Linked DNA regions of Homo sapiens: regions 1, 2, 3, 4, 5 and 7 are each linked to region 6. The links are chromatin loops, found by intact Hi-C in ENCODE. Cell type or tissue: endothelial cell of umbilical vein. All regions are shown on one strand.

Region 1 (4,000 bases), 280 kb after region 6:
CAGTGAGCATGGCCTTGCTTTCATAGTCACTAAGGCTGAATGTGGGTCATTGAGATCTAAACTGGTGTTTAAATGTAACCGCACAGAGGTGAGTCAGACACACACAAGGAGAAAAAGAGCAAAAGAGAGAGAGAAGAAAGAAGGAGACTTAGCTCTCTCTTAAGTGGGGGTGAAAATCCAGGAGCGAATCTGAAATGATCCACCTCTCCAAATCCGTCCACTGTTTAATTGGCTCCATGTAGCTATAGGGAAATTGAGGCATAACTGCTGTGTCCACTAGCCCAAAGCTGTTCCAGGGACAGCAGCAACCTCAGGAGGAGGCCAGAGATTGGCCAATGGAAAGGCAGAAAGCAGGGACTCTCCACCCAGGTGGAGGCACCACAGGGCCCGTGGAGGGAATGGACAGCTGGCATTACGGTCCCCCTACCTTTTCCCAAGACTCTTCCAGCTGACCTACTAAGGCTGCCCCTTGACCTTGAGTACAAATGGCACTCATGCCCAAACAGCCGCTTGACCAGAGCCAACCGACAACCTCCTGTGAGTTTCTCAGCCCCAGGCTGGATCTGCAGGTAAGAGACAGACATTATGTTGAGGCAAATGTAACCCATGCCAAGCAGTGTGTAGAGATTTCTACCTAGCTTTATTGTTGTGAACTCCAGACAAGAGACTTAGAAACCATGTATGATTTTCTACATCAAAAGCCTGAGTCTGAGGCTTAGGGGTCTCTCATCCCTTTTCCAACTCCCTTTGTGTGTTGCGGGGTGGGGGGTGGGGCGGAATGGAGAGTCTGCCATGGAGTCCCCACCTCTGTCCCTTCCAGAAGAGCCTGTATATGGCTAGTGGGCATTTCCCTCCCTGGAGAGGAGGTGGGGGAGGCCCTTCATGTGCTTCCTGGAGCCACAAGGAAAGAGGAGGCTGCTGATTCACCAGCAGCTGCTTCCTGGAATGGCAGTTCCGGGCTGGCAGGCAAACAGTATTTTTCCAAGGTGATCTAGGGCTGTTACAACATTCCCGCTCTGCCCCCATCAGACCTTCCTGTAAGTCAAACCAGAAAGTTACCCAGACCACGCATTCCTGAGCAGTCAAGCACAAGATTCCAGACACAGTGTTTCCAACATGTCTCGCTATCTCTCCTGGGACCTGGGATCCAGTCATCCCCACAGCCCCTGTGCTTCCTCAGCCAAGGCCATGCATTTGTCGCACTGGCCATGGAGTCACATGGAAGCCACTGTGTGGCTCCAAGTCAGCTGGGAGGGGAAGGCCTGCCCTGATTCCCCTAATGGTCTGCTGAGAAAGAGCAGAGCCCTGAGCTAGCTTTGTCCCTGCGTTTCACAAAGCCACTTTCTCTGGTCCTGCCCAGCTTTCTGAGACAGAAAGCTACCATGTCCCAGACTGAATCAGTCTCACTTTTTTTTTTTTTTTCCCCAGAAATAAGGCACAGGTTTGGAAGTGCCTCTGTTTGACCCTGGTGTTTGGTTCTCTCCCTCACATACAGGGAACATGAAGGAGAACCCACCTCTGCTGCTTTTGAAGTGCAGTGGCTTTCACTTGGAATGGACATCTTTACGGGTGGCACTGGGGGCTGTGCAGAGAGGACCAGGGAGAAATTCCAGACTTCTCAGGTTCTGCCTCTGAGACAGACAGTGGTGGGAAACACAAACAATAAAAATCCTTGGTTCCACTTTCCTCATCCCTTCCGGGCAAATGGAATCAAATGAGGGTGAGGGTGGCTGGGGAATAAAGCAGGGTGAGTGAAGAGATGGGGGACTGCTCTTAGAAGCAGTGTCTGAACTCCACCCCCTCCAGGATGAACTGGAAAGTGCTTCTTCTCCTCCCTCCCTTGACTGATGGCTATGGGAACTTTAGATGGGGAAATACGGATATACTGATCTCTCAACCAAATGTAATTTGTATTAAGAATTAAGAGTTCACAAGTTATTCTCTGTCTCTCTCTCTTTTTTTTTTTTTAAAGAAACAGCCTTGCCCTGTCACCCAGGCTGGAGTGCTGTGGTGCTATCATAGCTCACTGCAGCCTCAAAATCCTGGGCTTAAGTGATTCTCCCACCTCAGCCTCCTGAGCAGCTAGTACTACAGGCACACACTACCATAACTGACCAATTTTTCTGTTTTCTGAAGAGATGAGGTTTCGCTCTGTTGACTAGACTGATGTCAAATTCTTGGCCTAACGTGATTTTCTCCCTGGGCCTCCCAAAGTGCTGAGATTAGGAGTGTGAGCCAATGCACCCAGCCAACTTATCCTTTTTTATCTTCATCACAATCTTATGAGGTGGGTATCGTTATTAGTATTGTCATTTAATAGAGGAAGAGAACAAGGATTGGGAGCGTTTAACAGCCGGCCCAGGATGAATGCGTCAAGTTTCAAATCCATGTCTCCTGATTCCAAGTCCATATTTCTCACAGTCCACGTTATATACTCAGCAGACGCTGTTGACAGGCTCTCTGAATCCAGGAGGCAGCTCTGAGCCTCAGGAAGTAAGTTGCTAGAATCCCAGTTAGGGTCCTAATATTCTAAGAGATACAGACCTAACAGAGAAGTGTGCTGTGCCTGTGGCTTTGTGGCAGGGTTTGTCTACAATAAATAAACACATGTTGTGTTCACAGGGCTTAACTCAGTGCTGTAACAGGAGCTTCAGAACTGACAGGGCAAACAGTCCTCTTCAGTTAAGTATCACTGGCCATGTCTTACCCTCTCAGATAAGTTGCAAATGCTTTTTTAACTCTCTCCCTCCCACCTACTATTATAGAACCATTTCTCAAAGCTTAATTCAAGACTTTATTTCTGTTTTCCAATAGTTATACACCTTATCTCTAAGAATAACCATTTTTAATGCCTTTGATTTTTCCCACTGAGCTCTTTGCCCCACGATTGTCCAGTAGCTGGGAATGGAGAGTGAGTCTGCACTTTTGATTACCTGATAAACAGCGATCCTTCCTCCTCCCCGATCCCACACTCCCGGAACCCTGACTTGGTTCTCTATCCTTGTCCTTCAGGAGAGAATGAACCTCTCTCCAGCCCCCGGGGGCTAAGGTTTTGTCCGAGACTTAGACTCTCAGCCATTGGTTCGGTATTCTGACTGCGCATTGGAACCATCTAGGGGGCGTTAAAAATCCCACTAACGCCAACAGGGGCTCCAGGGCTCCCTCAGGAGCTGTGGCTTGGCTGTCATTTTTCCCTTGCCAAGTGATTGGTGTTAGGGATGGTCATGTGACGCTAAACTGGCCAATGGGGTACGAGGATGCGAGGCTGCGAAGCTTCTGGGAATGTTTTCCACAGCTAAAAGCAAAAAAGCTGCAATTCAGGGGTGTTTTGTTTTTCTCCCTGGAAGTTGTTCTCTATGTGCCCCAAAGGAAGGAGCTTAATTTAGTTAGCAATCTGTGGACATTATCGCATTTGATCCTCACACTACCCTTTGAGGTAGTTAATATTTTGGTTTTAGTTATTAATTTACAGACAAGGAAACTAAGGTTTCTTAATTTTACAGACAAGGAAACTAAGGTTCACGGAAGTTTCAGTATCTCCACACCCCCTTCAATGACAACAGCTGAGCAGAGTCAGGGTGACCCTGGTCCTGCCTGGTTCCAAAGACCATGATTTTCTCACTATTTCCCTATTTGCAAGGTTGTGCTGGAAAGCTGTCTAAATAATAAAACTAATAAAAGTCCTGGCCGGATGCAGTGGCTCATGCCTGTAATCCCAGCACTTTGGGAGGCCCAGGTAAGAAGGATCGCTTGAGGCTAAGAGAGTTCAAGACCAGCCTGAGTTGACAGCAATAGCTTATCTCTACAAAAGCAAAAAAAAAAAAAAAAAAAAAAAAAAAAAATTAGCTGGGCATGGTGCAGGAGCCTGTAGTTCCAGCTACTCAGGAGGCTGAGGTGGGAGGATCACTTGAGTCCAGGAAATCCAGGCCTTTGAGGCTACATTGAGCTAGGCTCACACCACTGCACTCCAGCCTGGGCAACAGAGTGAGATCCAGTCTCA
Region 2 (4,000 bases), 570 kb after region 6:
GGTTAAATAACTAGTCTAAGGCAGCACAGGCAGTATAGAGAGCCAGAATTCAAACCAGGTTGGCCGACTGAGAGGCTCGCTAAAGGAGTCAACTTCTCATCCTCTAATTTTCTTTTAGTTTTTATGCAAATAATGATTAATCATGAATGTTAAGACTAAATCTGTGAAGGAACAAGAATAGTCAAGACAGCCCTGAAAAAGAACTGGAGTTGAAGGCGTGAGAAGGTGGAGGGGGATTTCACTTGACCTACCAGAACTGAAGACTTCACTGGAAAGCTTCAGTGACTTGGACAGGGTGATTTTAGTGTAGGGTAGGCAAGTAGACCAATGGAACAGAATAGAGAGAAATTCATACTATAATGAAAAACACAGAAAAGATAACAATTTAGGAGAGTGGTTATCCCTGGGAGAGAGGGGGTGAATGGCGGCAGGGAGGGCAAACAGTGTATCAAAGTACTAGTAATACTGTGGGAGGTGGGTACACTAGTGTCCATCTTGCTATTATTCCTTAAGTTGTGCACACATTGTATACACTCTTCAGCACTGATAATAACAGTCTGGAGAATTTACTCTGCGCTGATGAAAAGGTTGCCAGGGAGTCTAAGACTTAAACTTTCATGACACCTTTACTTGTTTGTGCTTTTGTTTTTTGAGACAGGGACTTGCTCTGCCACCCAGGCTGCAGTGCGGTGATGCAATCACAGCTCACGGCAGCCTTGACCTCCTGGGCCCAAGTGATCCTCCCACCTCAGCCTCCTGACTAGCATGAACTACAGGCACATGCCATCACACCCAGCTAATTTTTAAATTTTTTTGTAGAGACAGGGTCTTGCTATGTGGGCCTCACTGGCCTCCAACTCCTGGGTTTATGCAGTCCTCCCTCCTCAGTCTCACTACGTGCTGGGATTACAGGTGTGAGCCATTGCATCATGATACCTTTAGAGTCTACTTTTTTCTGTGTTGCATCCAGTGCTTCTATAGACTCAAGTAATGCACAAGGTTAGAATAATTCATTCCTAAGCATTTGCGACCTCATTAAGAAATTTGGATAATTTTTAAATGTGTTTTCTTTAAGTTGAAAAACAAAAATGACATTAGGTGGACTACTGCCCAGTGCACTCCATTTTAGTGGAAAGTTCAAAAGAACACAGGAGCCCCTGCAGGTAAGTCCCCTTGGAATTTTGGTGAGTATAGACACTGTATGAGGGAGGAAAAATCCTGGCCACTGCTAGCGTGGAGAGATGGCTTTTGTATTACAGACTCATAGCACCAAAGCCATGACATCTCCTCATTGTCTTTTTTCTTTTTAAAAAATGTTTGTGGAGACAGGGGTCTCATTATGTTGGCCAAGCTGGTCTCGAACCCCTGGCCTCAAGTGATCCTCCTGCCTTGGCCTCCCTAAGTGCTGGGATTACAGGTGTGAGCCACCATGCCCAACCTCAGTGTCTTTCATCAGAGCAGAAAGCGGGAGGCCATGCAATCTAAGTAGAAATTAACCCTAAGACAGAAATCTTGGGAAGGGAATAAGTAGCATTTTAGCCACATTTCCTCAAATTTACTACCAAAGGTAAACTCAGCAGCCAAGCAGTGGGCTCAGTGCCAGCCCCTTTGCATGTCATAGAGTCTTGCATTTTTCCTGCGCTGTACACCCGGGGACTGGGGAAGGTCGTTCTACAGAACTGAGAAAAGGATTCAACTCTGCCACCTGGCCCCCTGAAGTCACCTCGCCGTGGCCTCGCTGCCCCTGACGGGACCTGTGGCCGGAGCCTGACTGCAGCGACACGGAACGCAGCGTACAATTTCTCAGGTTGATTGTCGGTCCAATCTGTAATGAGAATCCCGTTCTAAAGATGTGCACTGCTGCCCTCCGCTGGACATAGACAGAATCACCAGCATTTAATTACCTTTGGGTCTAATGCAAACGACAGCAAAAAAAATCTGCTCTTAGGGGATTGTGTATGTGCATGTAAATAGTAGCTATAGAAATTAAAGCTCCTCAGAAAACCAAATACCGCATGTTCTCACTTATAAGTGAAAGCTAAAGGATGAGAACACATGGACGCATAGAGGGGAACAACGCACCCTGGGGCCCATGAGAGGGTGGAGGTTGGGAGGAGGGAGAGGATCAGGAAAAATAGCCAATGGATACTAGGCTTAATAATTGGGTGATGAAATAATCTGTACAACAAACCCCATAACGTGAGTTTACCTATGTAACAAACCTGCACGTGTACCCCTGAACTTAAAACTTAAATAAAAATTAATTAATTAATTAAAATTCCTGGGAGTAAATAAAGTTTGGATGTTTATAAATTTTATGACAATTTTGTGACTTTCTATACATTATGATTAAGTGATCAAAAAATTTATCATTAATTTTTATTCAAATAATATTTTCTGCAATATGATTCTAGTGGTTACTACAAATTTCTTTTTTCTCTAAAAAAACTTTTTCACAAATATGTTAGTTTTACAACTATGTCATAAAGAAAAAATTTTTGGCTCTAACTTTGGAAAAGTACACGTCATTTACTTTGTCATAAGCATAGGCACAAAAAATGGAAAAGACTGCCACTTTTTTTCTTTTCACCAAATGTCTTTGCCAAATAGGAAGAATATGTCTTTTTATATTTGAAACTATATTTTTCTTTTTAAGTGGAAGACCAATAAATATTGGCAGATGCCTTTCCCAGGAACTGTATGAAACTGACTCACAGCTTAATGGACTGACTGATACACTTACAATAGTCACTTCTTTCTGGAGCAGAAAGCCTCCAGAGTCTTTCCAGAAGCAAAATTAAGTATGCCCAGTTAGCATTCTATGAATTGCTTTGAATTGCTTGTACTGGAACAGTCATTCAATCAAAGCAAAAAGCTTTAGGTGGGAATGATTTAAACTTTGCCTACTTTTTGAGGTTGATATTGAACCTAAGAAATATATATATATTTTTTGGCAGGGGGCAGCGTCTTGCCCTGTCACCCAGGTTGGAGTGCAATGGTACGATCTCGGCTCTCTGTAACCTCCGCCTCCCGGGTTCAAGTGATTCTTCTGCCTCAGTCTCCCAAGTAGCTGGGACTACAGGCATGGACCACCATGCCCACCTAATTCTTTTGTGTTTTTAGTAGAGCCGGGGTTTTACCAAGTTGGCCAGGCTGGTCTCGAACTCCTGATCTCAGGTGATCCACCTGCCTCAGCCCCCCAAAGTGCTGGGATTACAGGTGTGAGCCATCGCACCCGGCCAGAAATATAAATTTTTGTAAACTATTTTAAAATTGTGTGTAAGTGAAGCTGGTACCATTCTTCAATACCAAAACAAATATTTCTTCCATTCTAAGCTGCACTTCCCCCCACATTTTAACATTTCTAAAATCAGGATGTATATCAAAGTCTTGGCTTCTCACAATCCATGGCATGTTACAATTGCTGGCACTTAGACAGACTCACTGTCAGCCAGGTAATGGTCAGGATGTAGCTGTCATTGTGCAGTACTGTCATATTTGGGGCAAAACACTGCATTGTGTACAATAACATAGACATTGAAGATTCTGTCTTTAAGGGATTCCGAAGAGTTGGACTCTGAACATGAAGGAATTTTAGGAAAATCTTAGCAAAAATAAAGCTTAGTTTATTTTAAATATATTTTTCTTTTCATATCAGCAGAAGCATGATACGTAAGAAAAATCTATCTAAACAAATATAAAAGCACCCTTTTAATAAGGATAAAGTGCAAAAAATGTAAAAAATTGTTAGGTGATATTTTAATTGGCAGCATTTTTTTTCTTAGTGGTACATAACGTAATGGTGCATCTTATGATTCTCGACATCTTAAATTCAATAAATTATACAGCATAACAACAAGACAGTGGAAAAAATGCTTTTGAATTCAAAACCAGATGACATAAGATGGCATTAACTGAAAAGGTGTATTCACTCAATTTCCACTGCCTGCACTATCAATCCATTCTGAGAAGAAAATGGAATTTTTAAAATGCTCTCACT
Region 3 (4,000 bases), 380 kb after region 6:
AATACTGTTCAGCTTTTAAAAAGAAAGACATCCTGTCATTTGCAACATGGATCAACCTGGAGGACATTGTATTATTTGAAATAAGCCAGTCACAGAAAGACAAATGCAGCTTAATCTCACTGATATGTGTAATCAAATAAAGCCAAACTCATAGAAACAGAATAGAATAGTGGTTACCAGAGGCTGGAGGATTAGAGAGATGTTGACCAAAAAAATATATATAAACAAAGCACTGAAAATTAAACATCTTTATGAATAACATTTTATTCTTTATATTATTTTTGTAGTCCAGATTATCAGAAAAACAGATCCAGGAGTATACATTTTGTGAGTTTTAGTACAGGTTATCAAATTAGTCACAAACTATTAGGATTTGCAGTGCTATCAGAAACAGATAAGGATGCCCATTTATATACTTGTAAGCAGTGTATATGATTATAAAAAAAAAGGGGAAATAATCTATGGGTTCATAAACCTTTGTAGCAATCTTGATAAATTATCAAATATTTGAAATTTGCTTACTATTTCCTTTTTGCCAAGAACAAAAGGACCTATAAAATACTTACCTTCTCAATGTTTGCTGTCCCCTCCATGTGGGTGTCTGGGCTGGCCATTGGGAAGCCCTGGGACATTTTTCCTTTGGTGTGAGGATGGAGGGGGTCATCACCACAGTTGAACTGACTCACTTTTGAACAGCACTTCGCACTGTACAAAATATTCTGCATTCTCTCATTTGACCCTCACAGCGATCCTGTTTTCATTTTAATGATAAGAACTTTAAGGGTCAAAGGAATTTTAGGACAGACTCAAGCCATTTAGATGGTGGAAAACAAAGCTAAAACACAGTTCAGGTTTTCTGTTCCCAAGGGCAATGCCATTTCCATATTGTCAGGTTGGAGGGGAGCCAAGACAGATAGGAGGTGCTTAAGCCGAGGCTGAATCAACCAACTAAATGCGGAATAAGACAACATATGGAGTCAGAGTCAGCCTGACCTAAACTTGAACTTTGTCTCTGCCACTTACAATCTAAGGGATCCTCGGCTAGTTACTGCCCTGCTCTGGGCTTCAGAGAGACTGATTCCACAGGGCTGCATGAGGAGAGTGCTGTTTTTACAAAGGCCCTCACAATGAAATGCTTTGCAGGTAGAGTGGCTCCAACACCCCCTCTCACTCCTAAATTCTCCAGGGGAGACTGTCACAGTTCAGCATTACACACTGATTAGCATCTTACTTGAGAAGCCAGGGCCTGCAACACTGGGCAGCTAAAAAGTAAGCATCTTTCTGCTGTAACTTCTCATAGCAAGTAACACTTTCTGTTCTTTATAGTTAGTTTTCCAACAGTAAATGGGGATAGTTTTACAACAGTAAATAAGGACTTCCAACAGACGAATGCACAGCGAGCAAATGCTATGTGTACTGTGGAGTCCGATACCTTGCAAACCTCAAAGAAGGCAACAACGACAGCAAAACTAAAATTGTATACCTCTATCTCAGCATTAGAAAATCTCCTTTGCTGCTTTTTTTTCTTTTCTTTTTTGAGAAAAAGTCGTGCTCTGTCACCCAGGTTGGAGTGCAATGGCACGATCTTGGCTCACTGCAACCTCTGCCTCCCGGGTTCCAGCGATCCTCCTGTCTCAGCCTCTGGAGTAGGTGGAATTGCAGGCATGCACCACCACACCAAGCTACTTTTTGTATTTTTAGTAGACGGGGTTTCACCACGTTGGCCAGGCTGGTCTCAAACACTTAGGCTCAAGTGATTGCCCCACCTCGGCCTCCCAAAGTGCTGCCTGCGCCCAGCCTCACTTGCTTCTTTGAAGTGGGTTCCCACTACTTCTTTATCATTTAGCCTAAAGCAGGGGTACATTCCCTTTATCCTTTGCTTTGGAGACATCTACTACAACACACACATCTTAAACCGCAATGGCAGTTCCATGCCTTTGGTTTCTCTGGTGGAGAAATAAAAGTAACTTTGCGGTAATGACTGCCACCTTGTGGTCAAACATAAAACTTCCACTAGGAAAAATAGACTTCAATGCTAGTAAAGGCTTCACCCACTAAACACTGGGAATCTCATGTGGCCGCTAAAATTTTGGTATACTGTAGAATTTATACATTTTCCTGGAACATTTTGATTGCATATGCTATATTGATTGGGTTCCCAATCTGTTCCAGGTTACTTCCTCATTTTACTCTACCATAACATGATCTGTTGATGAGATCTTTGCTTATAATCACCAGAATTTCCTTTTACAGATCAAATTCCCCTGTTAGGTATGAGATACTTCTTTCTTTGCTTCAGCAGTAGTAACTTGGAACCATTGCTGCTGCAAGACCAGGTAAGCTCACTAAATATCAGTTGACTGCTTGACTCAAAGGTTACCACCTGGTGAAGATGATCTAACCTCATGTCATAGGAAACCATGTGATGTTTGGCTCAGGCCCTAGGAAGAAGATCTGAGAGGTCACCTGGCTCTGCGGCTTGACTCATGGTGTTCATGGTGGTGTTCAGGAGGCTGGCGCTTGAAACCCCGGCGGGCAACCAGTATCAGCTACCAGCTATCCCTCTCAAGCCTCAAGCTGTAACTCCACTCCTCTATTCCAAGAAAAGAGCCCAACAAGGGGGTGAGGGCAGGGGAGGGGCTTTACGTTGGCAAAGTGCCCAGCCAAGGAAGTCGTTTCAAGGCTACTCCAGGGAGCAGTGTGGGGCAGGGAGAACTGGAGCTCCAGGGGAACCAAGGACCAATCCAGCAGAGGGAAAGCAGAGGATGGGGGCAGGAGCAGCATGGGCTCCAGGGCCATCAAGAGCCACTGAGGACCAATGAGGAGCAGAGGGGAAGGGAGAGGCGCGCAGGGGAGCCGAGGCCCACGAAGCCATTAGCTGCCTCCCCATTTTTTTTTCTCTTGATAACGCTGGGGTGGCGTGGGAGTCCAAGCCATGTATCTCCTTCAGTGCGTCCTGTCACCAAGCTCCCAGACTTCTCTGCTCCACCCATTCTCCAGGCTGCATGTGGCCCTCCCAACACAGATTTGAATACTAGTGACCCTGAAATGTATGAAAACGCCCAGCTTCACTCACAGTTAGAGGAATGCAAGTTGGAACTTCAAATATACCATTTTTCTAACTCTGAGATGATCCAAATGACAGAGAGCATGCCATGATGGGAAGGCGGGGAAATGCACCTTCTCACTCAAGCTTTGGGAGTGTGAATTTAGAGACGCAGCCCAGCAAATAGGAAGAGCCTGCCTGGACTCTGCCGTCAGACCACCTGGCTTCAAACGCTCTCTGCCACTTAGGAACTAAGCTTCTTTGTACCTAACTTTTCTCCTCTGTGAAATGGGGTGATAATAACAGAACTTATTTCAGAGGGTTACTATAAGGATTAAATAACAGACATAAAGCACTTAGAACAATGTGTGGTACATGGACAATAAAACGTTCACTATCTTTAACCACAATGGGGGAGGGGGCAATTGAACTCAATCAAAATGTGAAATGCATATACCCTTTGACCAAGCAATACTACTACTAATAATGTGTCATACAGAAACACCAGCATAAGCACACAAAGACAAAAGTACAAGGGGACTCACTGCAACAATGACTGAAATAAAAGACTAGGAACACAATACATAGCAACAGAGGAGGAAAAGTTAAATTAATTATGTCATGTTCTAAAATGGAGTACTATGCAGCCATTAAAAATGAGGCAGCTTGGTATATAGAAATACAAAACAATTTCCAATATATACTATTAATATTATGTCTTAAAAAAATAAAGTGGCCAGGTACAGTGGCTCACGCCTGTAATCCCAGAACTTTGAGTGACTGAGGTGGGTGGATTGCTTTAGCCCAGGAGTTTGAGACCAGCCTGGGAAACATGGCAAAACCCCATCTCTACAAAAAAATAACAAAAATTAGCCAGGTGTGGTGGCATGTGCCTGTAAGTCCCAGTTTCTCAGGGGGCTGAGGTGGGAGGATAGCTTTAGCCTGGGAGCTTGA
Region 4 (4,000 bases), 87 kb after region 6:
AAATTTGGGGCGCCTGCGGGGAGCACCCTGGGCTGGAGACGGTGATTATCAAGCTGGAGACAGTCCATGAAAAGGAAAGGTAACGGTGGCTTGGAACATCTCAAAGGGCCAATAAAAACTCTATTTAGATTTCAACTGTGTTTGCACAAGTACAGTTGAATTTGTGAATACCTCACAGAATGGGAATTAACTGCACCCTTGATAGCAGGCACCATATTCTAGAATATTTATATCACCTAGAGGTCTTAGAATAATATCTTGTACTCACTCAACACTACTCATTGATTGAATGGATCTCCCTGGAAGAGCTAGAAAATGGTTCTGTTCCCCACTTTGTTCCTCTGATCATAATTCTTCTCTAGTCTCTGACACACCTGAAATCCTCTCCACCTTGGATCATGTGTGAGTTGTTTTTGCGCATGCAGAGTGGAAGGCTTTAGGACGGATCAAAGATGAGTCAGATGGGAACCATGCTCTGAAGAAACTAAGAGTTTAGTACGAGGGATAAGACATGCAAAAATTATAAGGTTAAAAAAAGAGAAGTGAGAAAGCTAAAGAGGAAGTGATAAGGAAATTCACAGGAATGATAAATATTTGCAGTTGGGAAAACTCTAAGTAAGAGGCAAAGGCTGATGCAAAGTACCTCCCAGGCTGTATTGGCTCCTTTCTAATTTTCCGTATTTGTAGCTCACTTTCTTTAGGTTTTTGCTTTAATATTCTACCAGCAGATTAGGGAGTCAGGCAACAGTTTATGACTTCTGTCCAGCTTGTTTCTGTACGCCTATGAAAGATTTTGTCATAGCAGTTGTATGTAGAACCGTTTTTAAAAATCCATTTCAGAGGAAATAATATTATCCAGTCATATTTGGAAAGGATCTCTACATAAAACAGGGTTTTTAATGTTAATATTTCAAAGATCTTTAAAATTAGATTTTACTTCACAGAATCCTAATCTACTTGTCTGACTTTACACAGTGTTTCTCTACTTTGTAAAAAGCATGACCCTTTGTGATAAATATTACAGCCCCACCAGCCTGCTCTCTTCTATGGAAAATTGTCCATCTATAATGATTATGCATCCGTAGGACCAAAAGAATTATGGCACTCTCATTAAAGGGCACCTCCCTGATTAGACACGAACACACACACATATGATAAGTGAGGCTACAGATCAGTTTTTATTAGTAAAAAAGTATCTAAAACACCTCAACTACTTTTGAAAAGTGTACCTTTGCTTTCTATAAAATGCTATTTGAGGAAACCACAAACAATGAATTTTCCTGAAGGAAACAAATGAAAATAAAATGTAAAATGTAGTGAGCTGTGGATATGCAGAGGCGAAGTTATTTATTCTAAATACCTGGCTTTGTACTTTATAATACATTGTGCAATCTGAACATACCAATTATTACAGAGATTAAGGCTCCAAGCTTTTTCCGTACTCTATACACTCATCTCCCTTCTGTCCAACAAGATTATCTTCTCCCAAAGGATTCTCAATAGCTGGCATACAATAAAATCAAAACAGTAAAAAGCCCAAAAAACCACCCCCCACAAAACCACCAAAATAAAAACGGCACCAAGTGGGATAAAGTTTCGAGATCCTTAACTAGGCATATCTCAACGTGCTTTATTTAAAATAAACGAACTCTTTGAGTGCCTTAAGAGGAATATATTTAAATAAACATAGAACTCCTCTATTTTTGATTAGATGTCTAATTTTTTTTAAAAAAGTATTATATAACTAACCACTATCCAATCTGTTAGAACTCAACTTTTTCTATTCTACAAAGAAAAAGCTTCATACCCCAAAGCATTTGCTTGGGAATTTCGGGAGGCAGCTCTTCCGCAATACATCAAGTCCCATTCGCCCACGCCCCCCCCATCTAAAAAACAAAGTTTGGGGAAGCACTAGGCTTCCGACTTTGACAAGTCCCAGAAGACAAAGCCCAGGGCTGACCCCCCACGCCTGGCGCCGCCCGTTCGCAGGCCAGGAGCGGCCAGGGCCTCCCGCATGCGCTCCCACACGTACGCGCAGCGGGCAGCAGCCACCCCACAGCGTACACGAAAGTCGCCTTGCGCGGCTGGAGCCCTGGAGCCCACGGCCGGGGCCGCGGGCGGGGCCCGGGACTGCGGTGCTGCGCCCGAGCACGTACTGAGGCGTGGCCTGCCGCGCGCCGGGCGGGGCTCGGGAAGTTTCTCGGGTTGGCTTGGGTTTCGCATCCTCATCATGTAGCGCCAGCCACACCAGGAACAGAAGGGTGCCGGGTACCTTCCGCATGCTTGGTATTCTCCCCGCGGGGCTCTGACCGCTGCCGCTCTCAGGCACCTGTCTTTCCTCTCCGTCCCAGAATGGAGCCAAGACAAGGGAATAAACGAAATTCAATAGTACACGGAGATCGGGTGTCTGGGCAGCGTCTTGGAAAAACTATCCACTACAGGTAAGAATAAAAATTATGTCCAAACCTCTGAAAGGTGTGAACACATCAAAGCTCCAGAAGGCGTTCATAGGAAGGTTTATGGTAAAGTATAACTTTTATCCTACAGGGAGACTATTTTTGTATCGAATTCCACTAATTTCACTATTTCTCTGTAAAATAATCTGGGACGACAGGTTCATCTCTATTTAAAGGAACGAAATGTGAGCAAAGTGGTTAGTGGAAAACTTAAAAAAAAAAAAGTAAAAGTTTTTTTCTTTACATTTTTGTTGGTTCCAGCTGGCAACACGTTTGCAAAGGTTTTATTTAACCAAATCTTAATGTTGAAAAAAAGAAAAAAAGAGGATTCTTTACTCTGCAACTTGTTTTAGGTATTGCTACTTAAACATTTTGAACTTTTAGATTAAGTTTCTACAAAGCGAGTAATTTTAAGTTCATCTTTTCTGTACAGAGGCTTCTAGGAGGAAAATAAGATTTGGAATGATAATCGTGAGGTTATAAAAACTTAAACATATCTATTATGCCATTAAGTCAAAACAGCTCTGGGAAAAAATACCATACATTGATACAGTCTTTTATAGTTTGTGCTTTCCCATTCACTACCTTGTTAATTTGAGTTAATGTCTCCATAACTGGATATCTCAATCTCTAGTTCAAATTCAGAACCCACTAAATGGCACTTGAAAACACTTTTATTCATTTCTATTTATGCCCTGCCACTCCTCTTAGGACATTCCCTCAATGTTATGTGATCTCATTACTTTCAAGTGACATCGGATCCTCAGTTTTCCACACCTCCATTGCCGCCTTCTGTTTGCTATTTAAACAAACAGTTAACAATGGAGAAAAGGGTATGTTCAACTGGATTGGCTAGCACTGCAGGGTGGTTAGCTCCATGGACTTTGGAGTCACTCATGGCCACCTCAAAAGCTCCGAGCCTTAGATCACTTCTTCAAGACTATATACTGTATAGATATACTCCTCCCTTATCTGGTACTGCTATGAATGAACTATATATAGCATTTAGATCTCAAATGAAGATTTACCCAAGCTCTAAAAGTAATAGATGGCAGACCAGAAATGTAAGCTTAAGTCTCCTGACTCTAAAGTCAAACTTAGAACAAACTTGGTTTGTTTTTTAATGATACTGCATTAAAAAAATTAAAATAGCTTTATTCTTTTTCTCCTGTATTTTTATGGAATAGCTACATTTCTTTTATACTCAGAACATACATTCTCATTTTTCTGGGTTATGAGTATAAAAGAAATACAGCTGTTTCATAAAGTAAGGATTATAGTTGCCAGGGTTGGGTTATAAGCCTTGGACAAAACCATTATGAAGAAATTTGTGACGGTGCATAAAATTGGGAAGGGCCAGTTCTGCTATTCCGTAGCTTAAAGCACTCCAAGGAGCTTGTTGTCTTAGTGACTGAGCAGTGGGTAAGTACTTGCTTCCTTCCAGCTGTACTGTCCTTTAACGTGGCTTTCCCTTCTCAATGCTTTCAGAAGTCATTTTCCTGAACTCCTGGTCATTACATAATCTGCTTTTACAAATAGTTTTC
Region 5 (4,000 bases), 540 kb after region 6:
TTGAACATAAGATAGTGCTTTTATCTCAGCCCAACCCAAGGGAAGAATCAAGGGAGAAGTGACACCAGACCCCAGAAGCATGCCAACATATAAAACCCCAAGTCAAAAGGTAAAACCATGCACGTGATCTCTCAGGTCGCCCACTTGGCCTTCTTCCAAGTGTACTTCCTTTCATTCTTGCTATAAAGCTTTTTAATAAACTTTCACTCCTCCTCTAAAACTTGCCTTGCACTATCTTTCTGCTTTATGCCCCTTGGTCAAATTCTTTCTTCTGAGGAGGCAAGAATTGAGGTTGCTGCAGACCCAGAGGGATTCACCGCTGGTAACAGTAAAAAGCAGGAAAAAAAGAGTTTTGGTAAAAACAAAAACAAAAACAAAAAAACTACCCTCTTACTCTCAGATATCTACGTACTGAAACAGGGCCACATGACAAAGTTTTATTAAATAGATACTAGTATCCTCAATTAAAATAATGAAAATCTGTTTCACATTTCTAGAGTTAAGGCTAGCACCTCAGATAATTTGTAATTTGTAAATGAATATGTATCTTATTTGTTTTCTCTATCATGTTGTAGATTAGGGATCGTGATGTGGAGCTGCACTTCCTGGTTCCAAATCCTGGCTCTTCCCCTCATCCCTGGGTAAGTTGAGGGATGAGAGCAAGAGAAGGTTGATCCTGACTCAGATCTCTGCATGGGGCATGTCACTGATGACGGCGGCATTCCCTGAGAGAGGGAACACTAAGTTTGAAGTTGGGCATAGTGAGCACTATTTTGGATGAGTTAAGTTTAGAAGTGCCTGAAGACATCCAAGTGGAAGAAGTGGCTGCATGGACTGAAGATACAGACTGGGAAACGTTAACACCATCAAGGAACTGGAGTCCTGGGCACAGGTGAGACTGCTCAGGGGAGTTGTAGAAGGAGAGGACACAAGGCCTCAGGCAGAGCTCTGGAGTGAAGGGGTTGTACAGTAGGAGAGAAGGCTGGAGATTAAGGGGAACAAAGAGATTGTTGGTGTATCAAGGGCTGTGCTATGTAGGGGACAAAGTCTGGGGATGAAATGTCAGTAACATCATCTTCCATTAGCTGATTAAAGATGAGAGTAAAAAAGCTAGCTCCTGGGATTGAAAGCCAATTAATTTTATTCTTTTCTAGAGTTAAGACTAGCACCTCAGATGATTTGTAATTTGTAAATGAATTTGCGTCCTATTTGTAAGCAAATGCTTCTGGTGATAAGGACCTACAAATGACAGAACACACTAGACCAGGGGTCCCCAACCCCCAGGCCACGAACAGTTAACAGTCCTGTGGCCGGTTAGGAACCCAGCCACATAGCAGGAGGTGAGTGGCGGGCAAGCCAGCATTACCCCCTGAACTCCACTTCCCGTCAGATCAGTGGCAGCACTACATTCTCACAGGAGCACAAACCCTATCCTGAACAGCGGATTTAAGGGATCTAGGTCACACATTCCTTATGAGAATCTAATATCTAATTATGTGAGGTAGAACAGTTTCATCCTGAAAGCATCTCCTCCCCTTCCATGAAAAAATGGTTTTCCATGAAACCAGTTCCTAGTGCCAAAAAGGTTGGAGACCACTGCAGCAGACAAATATGAGTTCACCAACATTCTTAGAAAATCAGCAGCATAATGCTCTGAAGTGGAGGTGAAGGAACTGTATTCTCTCATTTGACTCAGGAGCCCCAGGCCCAAGTCTAAGTTTGAGAGGGATTATTCTTGTGTCACACAGAAAGGAATAGTTTCTGTATGCAAGGTAAGTTTCATAAGACTGTGGAATTACATTCTGGATTTCTCCTTAATAAACTGTAACATTGGCAAATTTTATATGAAAAATAAAATGTTTCTACCCTGATTGAAACCATAGCATGAAAATATTAACTAATGCACGTTACTTTCTTCTGCATAGCCTAGCATTTGAATGCCAAGTGCTTTCCATATTTGAGATGCACAGTGCCATCTAATGGTCACAAACCATAAGCCAAAAGAAGAAGAAAGGGAATCAGAACTGAAATAATAATAAAATAGTAAAATCTAATACATTACAAGCTTCAAAATTGCATAGTTAACTGCCCTTGCCTACAAAAATTTTATCTTTGCCTTAGTCATTGTCATGTGAGTTACAATCATGTGAGTTACAAATGATCATATTGCATAGATAACTACAGATCACATGTTAAATTAAAATAATTCATGACAAACCTGAAACCATAACTTATATGCACTTTACAACTTTCTACTTTCACTCTTCAATCACCTGAAACTATAATACATAGGGTTCCTCATGCGTATACACTATTCCCACAGAAACAAAATCATTAGAAATACCTTGGATGAAATAATATGTTTAGGATAGTTTTTTAAAGGGAGGGTAAGATTAGGGGGATAGATAAAAGGATATTATCTTGATGTCTACAAGTTTAGCAGATGGCCAGTCTTCTGCATGGAAAATGACTATTCTAACCATTCTCCCTGCAGCCCTTCAAGACAGAGGAGATTATGGGGCTACTGAACGTATCTTGGACTTTAGAGAAAGAAAGTGAAGCTGAGCTGAGATCCATTGGTTCTATTTTGGAAAGATGCACCCCGTGGCATGACCTTCACAGCTCAGTTCTGGGGTCAAAGGAATTTTCCATTGCTCACACTGCCACCCAACTCTGGGGGCATAAGTGTGGAAGTGGTACAGCACACATGGAGAAGGGATGGGAGGAGCAGGGGTGTGTATCAGCTTAGCCGATCCCCCGAGGAGCTGCCAAGCTTGCTACCCCAAGAACAATGCCTCATAGCTCTGTGACCTCTTCAAGATTAAGGCTCTTTGATCTCAGCCCTTCTGAAGTGGTTTGAACCATATTCTATACAAAATTGGTAACTCCCCCATAAGAATTGCTTTTTAAATATCCTGCTCTATTTGAAAAAGGAATTTTAAAAATAAAGTTTACCCTTTTACTCTCTCCCAGCAAGTGAGATATTCAAAACAACAAAAATTCCTCTAACATGTTATGATGTGGAAACTGGTATTTTACTGATTTGTCTTTTCCACTTGGCTTCAAGTTCTTTGGGGAATGAAGATCATATCAATCCCTAGCCGACCGCTTCAGGCACAACTGCAAATGTTTCTTGAATGAACTTCCAGGCTTACCTGAATTCTAAGGGGGATTTCCACCATAATGGGAAAGCCACAAGAAAACCAGCAAAGGGTTTAAAAAAAAAAGGGTGAAAATATAAGTTATTTATCGGGGGTTATCACTTTATGCAGAGAGCATTCGAAACAATGATTTCCACAAATGGGCAGCAACAGTAACAGCCATACTAAGCCATTGCTTTCTTTACTTCCTCTTGGTCTAGAATATGCTGCAAAGGGAGAAGAAGGAAGACGTGTGGTATGGAATCACCTATGGATAAGGTTGAGAACCATGGGCTAGATGCTATGGAGACCAACGTATCACTTACTAGGCTTTACTTTGTGCCAGGCACTGGATTCGGCATTACCCCATTTAAGCCTCACTACCATCCTTCATGTTACTATTCCACGTTGCCGCTCAGGAGAAACAAAATTTTTTTATTAAATTCAAGTAACCTGAGGTCCCATATTTAGTAAGAGGCAGAGGAGTTAGATGTGTCAATAGCTAAATTACATGGCTGTGTCCTCTAGCTGGCCAGGGACTGACAACATCAGTATCACCTGGTGACTCTCCCAGGGGAGATGTTTTTAAAAATCTTTTCCAGTAATTCTGTGCAACATGGCAATCTGAAACCAGTCTTTCAGACCTGGAAGTTCTTTAGAGACCACAGGACTCTCTTTGATATTTTTTCTTTTGAATTTTTTTAAAATACAGAATCCTTTTTCATGTTCTCTGTTTATAAAACAACTGCATGTCAATTACATTATTTTTTAGAAGATAGGTACAAGAGCCAGGCGTGGTGGCTCATGGCTGTAATCACAACACTTTGGGAGGTCGAGGCAGGTGGATCATTTGAGGCTGG
Region 6 (4,000 bases):
CTTCATCACAAGAAAAAGACATAGAAATACAGTTAGCCCTGAGGAACTGGCACATTTCCCTAAGTAAGCGCATGGGAATATAATGCAACAGAAAATGGACTGTGATTTGCTGGCCTAAAAAATAAATTACGATTTTGTTGGCTTTTCAAATGAGGTCAAATGTGATTGGGCTCCAACCCAGTTCACATTTACTCATTTCCTCAGATAATTCCAAAACGTGCATCACTCTCAGCCACAGAGCATTCCCACACTTGTACTGGTGCAGTTCTCACTGCCTGAATGTACTGCACCTCACTCTTTTCCCACCAAGCAGATGCTTTCTCACGGCACAGCTAAAATATCATCTCATATAGGTTACCTCCTGACTTATATATAACTCCTCCTGCAATTATCATCACTTCTGTGTTAGTCCATTTTGTGCTGCTATAACAAAATACTACAGACTGGGTAGTTTACGAAGAATGGAAATTTATTTCTCACAGTTCTGGAGGCTGAAAAGTCTCCAAGATCAAGGTACCAGCATCTGGTGAGGGCCTTCTTGATGTGTCCTCACATGGCAGAAGAACAGCAGAGCATGAATCCACTCCCAAGAGTTGTTTTTATAGTGGCATTAATCCATTCATGAGAGCAGAGCCCTATCACCTAAACACCTCCCTTTGGCCACACATCTCAATAATGTTACCTTGGGGATTACGTTTCCAACACATGAATTTTGGAGGGCACATTTAGACTACAGCAACTTCCTTTAGCACTCCCACAGAACTCCAGCTGTATTCCTCTCCTAGCACTTAGTACTTGATTACCATTCTGTAATTGTGGCTGCGAGGTCATCTTCATTTTGCAAGAACCCAGCACAGTGCTTAGACCATGGCGGGGGGGTGGGGGGCCGGTGGGGAAACACCCTCAATAAACACCCTTTCACTTGCTAGGGATGGCCCAAGTAAAGAGAAGATTTAGCTGCAGAAGCCTTAGGCCTGTTGCCTACATCAAACACAATGGGGCATGATGATTCATCGAGATATTAATTTGTACTTTCTTCCTGCTGCTATTGCTACTATCAGTATTTTTCCCTTCTCCCTTCCAATAACATAGACAACTTTATGTTTGGAGTTTTTGAGTCCTTAGCAAGAGTCACACTCCATTTTTAATAATTTTGTGAATTTCAGGGTAATAAATTGAAGTTTCAAGGTACTTACAAAAGTTCCCATCCAGACAGGGCTTTGTGAAAGAAAGCCTATGCCAAAAGGGAAAGGACAGGAATATTCTCCAGAACAGGAAAGGAATGAATTTAAGAGATTGTGTTCTGTCAGAAACACAGACCTCGTTCCCACCTGTGCCTGGGTAGGTGGGAGCTGGGGGAGCTCTTCCAGAAAGCCAACAGTAGATGGACATGGTGCATTCTCTCTCAGGGTGGTCGTCAGTGGGTGAACAGCTGGGAGGGTCCTCTGACAGCCTAGTTGCTGGGGATCATGTCTTCAGCAGCAGCATGTCGGAATGTGCAGTGGTCATGACGGAGCCAACTGTGGGGAGTGGACTGGGCCCCATCCCAAATTTATGGCACTGTACCAGCCTGGGATTCTTATATTATCCTATGGAGTGGGAAAGGGTATCAGTAATGATTGAGATTTAATTTTCCCACCAGTCAGGTAGTTAATTCAATATAGAAAAATAAAGGAATGTGACCTAAAAGAGAACTGTGCTCTAAAATTAATGTCTACTACATAATGCTCACTCCAATCCCCAGGAAAAGTACAGTATCTCTCAGAGCAGCCCTGAAACAGCTTTGAGACATAACATTGACCTATTCTTGCTTTGAACACACATTATCTAATATGTCAAGATGTCATTACAGGGGCAACGAAATTTCTTGCATATATATTTCTGTTTAAAGCTATTAGAAAGTCTTCTTTTGGTGTATGCTATGAAGTATCTCTTCAAATCCTATTAGTTCAAAAAGCTAAAGGCAGAAGCAATCCAGGGTGACCAATTTCAGCTTTGCTGGATACTGAGAAAGACATAGGAAGGAAGCCGACATCTGAGGAAGTACAGTTCCCAAACATGGCCACAAGGTGGCAGGGTGACTCTGCACGCCAGAAGCATAGCATCCAAGGCGTGGCTGTTCTGGAATGCACAGAGAAAGAGAACCCAGGAGACAGGCAATACAGAATAATTGGAAAGCCTGTATCTAGAGGACTTTTCCACTGAGCGGTGGATTCTCATATTATTAATGTACCCATCTTCTAGAGGCAAACCCTCCAAGAGCCTTTGTGAGGCCTTAGCAGCTTTCAGATGCCGATTCCCCAGCTCCAAGATCAGCCTCAGCTGCACGGCAGCTCACGCCTGTAATCACAGCTACTCGGGAGGCTGAGGTGGGAGGATCACTTGAAGCCAGGAGTTCGAGACCAGCCTGGCCAACATAGCAAAACCCTGTCTCTACTGAATATACAAAAAATTAGCTGGGCAAGGTGGCCCACACCTGTAGTCCCAGCTACTTAGGGAGGCTGAGGTGGGAGGATCACTTGAGCCCAGGAGACAGAGGTTGCAGTGAACCAAGATCGCACCACTGCACTCCAGCCTGGTCAACAGAGCAAGACCCTGTCTCAAAAAAAAAAAAAAAAAAAAATCAGCCTCTGCCACTCAGTGGAGAATCATGGAAATCTGTTAGGATCAACACCTATGAGGAGGCCTGGCCCTGCTCACCAGCACAGACTTACCACTGAATAGAGGTATCATTTGAAACCCCCTCAATCTCAAAGTCCTGTCTTCAAACAGGAAGAAAGATAAGCTCAATGTCAAACTCATCAAATGCAGGTTCAACTGCCTCAGTCAAGGGGAATTGGCCTTATATTCAAATCACTTCCCTTGCTCCTCCTATCAGTAGGGGTTAGCGTACTGTCTGCAGGGGAGGTAGGAGAGATTGGAAAATCTGCAGAGCAATCAGAAAATTTGCATGAAATCATGACAGAAAATAAAAACCTAACTGGGTATTAATTTAAGGCCACACAAAAAAATTCATAGAAGTTTAGAAATTCAATGAAAGAAATTAAGACAGACATAAATAAATGGATGTAAAGGTTACCTATGACTGAATGGCTAACAAGCTTGTTTCCCCGGCCCTCTCATCAATTCTGTAAGCTGCCATGTAACTCTATAGTTGAGACTCTTTTCTCTTAAGGTAGTTGAGTAGGTTGTAATGTCTGCAATAAAAATCCTGGTTATTACAACAGAAGACAAGGAAACAAATAGAATTAGTAAATCACTCTAGAGAAAAAAGCAAATCAATGGGAGGTGGAGTAGAAAGGAAAATGAGGGACTGGGGAAGGAATGTAGGAGAATGGCTACAGGATTTCAGAAGGTGCACATTTAATATTCAATTTTAGACTGTTTATGTTACCAAGATATAAACTTCTCCTATCCCTCCAAACCATCAATTGGTTTTCTACATATTCAAATGCCTTTCAAGTGAATGGACTGCTGATGTTTGTGTGAATTAAGGCAAATGGATTCCTTTTCCTTTGCCGATCTGGGCCATTGCAATGCAGACACAAGAGCAGCCACCGGCAGTAAAGTAGAGCAATAAACACACGCAGGTGCAGGCACAAAGAGGTGGAAGGTACCATGAGAAATCAACCCCCAGGAATTCAATTTCTATGATGTGTATGAAGGATACAGGAGTAAAGACTTGAGCTGACCTCTGGGTTATACAAAGATAAGCTGCCCCTAGACCAGTGGTTTTCAAACTTTAGCAAGTACCAGAATCACCTGGGGGGCTAATCAAAACACTGATTGCTACGCTCCACCAGGTTTCTCAATCAGTGGATCTGATACAAGTTCTGATTAATTAAATTTCTAACAAGTTCCCGGTGATGGCAACGTTACTAGTCCAGTAACCATATTTTGTAAACCACCGTTCTAGGCCAACGAGAGTGGGTCTTACTCACCTGGGACATGTAAATTGAGAAAGACAGGAAAAGTTTCTGTGAGCCAGGTAGGAAAATTT
Region 7 (4,000 bases), 370 kb after region 6:
CCTTTGCCTCCCGGGTGCAAGCGATTCTCCCTGCCTCAACCTCCTGAGTAGCTGGGATTACAGGTGCGTGCCACCATGCCCGGCTAATTTTTGTATTTTTAGTAGAGACAGGGTTTTGCCATGTTGGCCAGGCTGGTCTCGAACTCCTGACCTCAGGTGATCCACTCACCTTGGCCTCCCAAAGTGCTGGGATTACAGGTGTGAGCCACTGCACCTGGCCTGAAAGATTTTATATTATAGTTTCCACTTACCAAGAGGACATGGATGACACCAAACTGATCTCCCATCTCAAGTGTGTTTCTGACAAACAAGCATCTTACCACTGAATTTCCCCCAAACCGAACTCATGCTATTCCATTCTCTTTAGGCTTCCAAATGGCCAGAGCCCTGGCCATTCCCACTTAAAAAGTCCTATCATGTCTACTTCTTTAGTGTTTCCTTGACTCCACTCCCATGATTGCTGCCTTGGGGCAGGCAAGTTCCCAGATCACGGGCCCAGCATCCTCACCAGATCTGCTGCCATTAGCCTCCCTCTGTACATAGCAGCCAGAGAGAGCCTTCTAACATGCAAATCTTATGTTACTCCCTCACTTAAAGATTTTGCTGGCTCCTTTTACCTAAACAGTTTAGTCTAAGCTCCTCAGCAAAGGACATCAGACCCATTATGACTTTGCTTCTTCATCACCACCCCCCTACCCCCGCCGCCAACCACCACCATTTCCCTTCTTACAAATCTGCCTCATCTAGTCATTTGGGGTTTCCTGGGCACATCCTGCAATTTTAAGCCTCTGTGCCTTTGCACTGCTGTTACCTCTGTCTGGGAGTCTATGCCCTCCTCTTGTGACTATAAGATCCCTATTCATCTTCAAAACACAGCTCACACAGCCCCTCCTCTGGGAAGTCCTTCCAACCTCCACGAGGATCAATCATGACTTTCTTCTCTCCATCACATGGTGTTATCATGACCTTTGACTGTAAGCAATTAAAAGGCAGGTCCACATTTTGTTCTTGTGTCTTCATCCCTGGCACATAATGCATGCTCCATAAACATTTACAGAATTGAATTTAAAATGCAAGATAAGTACACTAATACCATTCATTATATTACAGAAACAGGTAATGTCTCTTTTGGCTAGGGTCTACTTTCAATATTTAGAGACTATTCAGCCTTAAGATAGCATTTAAGGTTCTACTTTTTGTTTTGTTGTTTTTTTTGTGTGTGGGTTTTTAAAAAATTGAGACAGGAGTCTCACTTTGTCATCCAGGCTGGAATGCAGTGGTGCAGTCCCAGTTCGCTAATGCAGCCTCAACCTCCCGGGCTCAAGCAATCCTCTGGTAAGGTATCCACATTTCAAGTTGAAATGGCATTTCCATGTATGGGAAACAAAAGAAAAAAAGCCAGCAAGTGGCTCTCCCTCAAAGCCCAATCATATTGCTATCAGCACGTTTTCCCATGCTGGTTGGGAAACATTTTGCAAAACTCTGATTATCTGTTTGTACAATCCAACCACATGTACCACACACAGGATGGGAATCTGACTCACAAAGTTCAGGTTTGGGAGGATGCTTTTCATAAAATGCCACTGACTCAATGCCTTGCTGGTAAAGTGAAAGTGTAATTATTAAATGCTAAAACAAGACAAGCTGCAGTATTTGTACTGCTTGCTTTTTAAAAATAACCCATTTTAGATATATGCTCAGTCAGCTAATCTTTTGCTCCCTGGATGCCCCCAGGCTCTGATAATAATGCCTTATCGAGCAGCAGGCTTCACTGTTGAGAGCTGCCAGCAGCATGCCAGCCCTCACTCACATTAAACAGACGCTGCACGCTTCCGCTGTCTCCCCCGAGCTCAGGGGCTCCATCCCTAACAATGCCACTGTCAGTGCAGGCACCAACAGCTGTAATGAGCCCCCAACAGGAACTTTGCCTTTCTACAAACTCAGAAAAAAAATAACGCTTATATTTTCATAAAGAAGGTCTGACACATTTGGCTTTGGCTTCTATAAAAAGAAAAGTGATCGTCTAACCCATTTGACTTTTCATACCAAAGACAATCACCTGACAGTCATGTAAGGGAGCCAGGGGAGATTCTTCCCCCCTGGGAACCAATGTCTGGCGATATGTTTGGTTGTTATAACTGGAGAGGTGCTGCTGGTATTTTGGGATGCTGCTAAACATCCACAATGAACAGGACAGCCCCCACCCCCAACAAAGTAGGCAAATGGCACTGCATTATGCAAATCAGTGATTTTTTTTTTAATTGTAAAGGATGAAAGCTTACCAGCCACTAGATTATTAAAACAACCTGACCTGTTGGTGAGGGTCAAGAAGGTGACGGCAAAGTTCTGAGCAATGTGGAAGGGTACTTTTTTTTTTTAAGTCACTTACAACTGGTGATAAAGATCATTTTTTTTAGCCCGGTAAAGCAGACAGCTCTGAGTGGCGATGATGGCTAACTGGGCATGGTGTTTTAATTGCGATTGGCCAGAGATGTGTCCTGAAGCCCAAATAAGAGGCACAAATCAAGTGAATGAGCAGATCCTGTATCTATGAGCTTCCAGAAGAGAAAACAGAAACCAGTCTTACCACTGAATGTCCCCAAAACTGAACTCATGCCATTCCATTCTCTCCAGGCTTCAAACCGGCCAGAACCCTGGCCACTCCTCTTTAAAAAGTCCTATCAGGTGTACCTCCTTAGTGTTTCCTTGACCCCACTCCCATGATTGCTGCCTTGGGGCAGGCAGGTCCATGGGCCACTGGCCCTCACCAGATCTGCTGCTATTAGCCTCCTTCTATAGACAGCAGACAGAGAGGAGCTATGACATATTTGTTCCCTATTTTTCTTGATTGTGTCCAACTCATCTTGAACTGCCTTTCACCACTGGTAGATATGATTGTAGAAGGTCTGGGCTGGCTGCAGGGATAGGTTAGTTTCCACTTCGCATGCCCTCAGAGAAAACCGTGGAGTCTGTGGCTCGGTGGTCCCTGGGGAGTGAGGAGCCAGAAGAACAAGGAAGCTGACTGACAAACACATCCCAGGATTCACTGCACAGCGACGGAAAAACGTGTATGGAGAGGAGGGAAGAATTTGGCTAGCAGGGATCTCCTCTTTTGTTTTGGTTGGGAGTTATATATTACATCATTTTAATGTTTAGAACGTCATATACCACAAGAATGGAATTAAGAGATTCTGGGAAGAGTTCCAGGACTCCCATTTGTAACACCTAAGCCATAAGTCATTCAAGACCAGAAGTGGGCAGGAGTGAGCTAAAAAATACAGGCTCTTTTGCTATAACTAAGAATTGGAAGCCTCCCACAGAAAGGAAACAGGAACTCCCTGGGTGGCCCCAAAGAAAAGACAGGGCATGCCAAAGCCCTCCAGCAAAAAAGGGGAGGGTCTGCTGGCGAGCCTGAGCCAAACTATTAGCTTACGGGGAAGGAAGGAAAAAGAACCTTGTAAAGAAAGAGTCAGTCGCTCTTGATAGCACATGGGTTAATACAGGGATGGAGACGGGAGGTAGACAGGGCGTCCTCACAGCCTGATGCAGGGGCTGCCAGTGAACAGACTAGTCTTGCCAGCGGGATGAGAAAGATCGTGCAAGTGGCAACGGGAGCAAATGCAGCCTACTGGGGCTGCTACTCTTGCCATTCTGCCTCTTGCTTTAAACCTCCCAACCCCTATAATAGTGACCCAGAACCCACCACTAACCAGAGACAGTACCAAGGACCAAGGACTCGAGCTACGCCTCCCCCCAGTAATCTCACTGCATCCTACAAAAAATATAACGGAGCACTTGATATGCAAATGCAGCTTCAGACAAGCCCCCCAGACTCTTCAAGCAGATGACGGCTCTGAGCCTGTCTGAAAGGAAAATCCAGGAATTGCCACAGGGAGCAGCTGCCATGGAGGGTCACCAGCTGAGACTATAAGATGAACAATCTGTTCATGAGCTTCAGGCTTATAAGCTTCCCAAAGAATGTCAGTTTCATGAGGGCAGG

Evidence for each region. Hi-C counts contacts between places; a loop is a spot of excess contacts. Peaks named below come from ENCODE experiments on the same cell type or tissue, not always from the same donor. Only the 100,000 strongest peaks of a DNase experiment are listed, where the experiment ranks them.
Region 1: a loop joins it to region 6, with 4 times the contacts of the local background. A loop is called at or near these places in 7 of 110 quality-filtered maps.
Region 2: a loop joins it to region 6, with 6 times the contacts of the local background. A loop is called at or near these places in 23 of 110 quality-filtered maps.
Region 3: a loop joins it to region 6, with 10 times the contacts of the local background. A loop is called at or near these places in 110 of 110 quality-filtered maps.
Region 4: a loop joins it to region 6, with 4 times the contacts of the local background. A loop is called at or near these places in 19 of 110 quality-filtered maps.
Region 5: a loop joins it to region 6, with 8 times the contacts of the local background. A loop is called at or near these places in 63 of 110 quality-filtered maps.
Region 7: it touches region 6 in a loop (5-fold over the local background); 74 of 110 quality-filtered maps call a loop at or near these places.

Annotation. Positions count from the first base shown.
Region 1 is chr14:61,559,030-61,563,029 of GRCh38, reverse strand. It overlaps LINC01303 (long intergenic non-protein coding RNA 1303), which reads left to right. Exons shown (of 5, transcript NR_110416.1): 4 at 1-2,287. Among named protein-coding and RNA genes, the nearest start is that of LINC03033, 9.5 kb to the left of the region's middle. RefSeq lists an enhancer at 244-1,443. In endothelial cell of umbilical vein, CTCF peaks have their summits at 1,577 and 1,777; DNase peaks (open chromatin) are centred at 29, 979 and 1,659; H3K27ac peaks cover 2,684 bases.
Region 2 is chr14:61,267,625-61,271,624 of GRCh38, reverse strand. It overlaps a transcript of PRKCH not described here. Among named protein-coding and RNA genes, the nearest start is that of TMEM30B, 12 kb to the left of the region's middle. RefSeq lists an enhancer at 1,215-1,714. In endothelial cell of umbilical vein, a CTCF peak has its summit at 1,875 (motif pointing left); a DNase peak (open chromatin) is centred at 1,834; H3K4me3 peaks cover 314 bases.
Region 3 is chr14:61,459,927-61,463,926 of GRCh38, reverse strand. The region is part of intron 9 of PRKCH (protein kinase C eta); the gene reads right to left. Among named protein-coding and RNA genes, the nearest start is that of PRKCH-AS2, 84 kb to the left of the region's middle. RefSeq lists a silencer at 2,282-2,576. In endothelial cell of umbilical vein, a CTCF peak has its summit at 1,976 (motif pointing left); DNase peaks (open chromatin) are centred at 876, 1,986 and 2,566; H3K27ac peaks cover 1,068 bases.
Region 4 is chr14:61,749,326-61,753,325 of GRCh38, reverse strand. HIF1A-AS3 (HIF1A antisense RNA 3) reads left to right here and starts at 2,229. Exons shown (of 3, transcript NR_144368.1): 1 at 2,229-2,441. RefSeq lists a silencer at 1,898-2,207. In endothelial cell of umbilical vein, no CTCF peak of the experiment used is centred here; DNase peaks (open chromatin) are centred at 2,185 and 3,285; H3K4me3 peaks cover 1,087 bases; H3K27ac peaks cover 1,895 bases.
Region 5 is chr14:61,295,092-61,299,091 of GRCh38, reverse strand. PRKCH-AS1 (PRKCH antisense RNA 1) reads left to right here. Exons shown (of 5, transcript NR_186042.1): 4 at 576-892; 5 at 3,362-4,000. It also overlaps a transcript of PRKCH not described here. Among named protein-coding and RNA genes, the nearest start is that of TMEM30B, 16 kb to the right of the region's middle. In endothelial cell of umbilical vein, a CTCF peak has its summit at 1,987 (motif pointing left); a DNase peak (open chromatin) is centred at 1,941; H3K27ac peaks cover 268 bases.
Region 6 is chr14:61,835,857-61,839,856 of GRCh38, reverse strand. The region is part of intron 1 of SYT16 (synaptotagmin 16); the gene reads right to left. Among named protein-coding and RNA genes, the nearest start is that of SYT16, 25 kb to the right of the region's middle. In endothelial cell of umbilical vein, a CTCF peak has its summit at 2,053 (motif pointing right); DNase peaks (open chromatin) are centred at 176, 1,026 and 2,066; H3K27ac peaks cover 1,601 bases.
Region 7 is chr14:61,469,931-61,473,930 of GRCh38, reverse strand. The region is part of intron 9 of PRKCH (protein kinase C eta); the gene reads right to left. Among named protein-coding and RNA genes, the nearest start is that of PRKCH-AS2, 74 kb to the left of the region's middle. In endothelial cell of umbilical vein, a CTCF peak has its summit at 3,238; DNase peaks (open chromatin) are centred at 1,510 and 3,170; H3K4me3 peaks cover 430 bases; H3K27ac peaks cover 3,729 bases.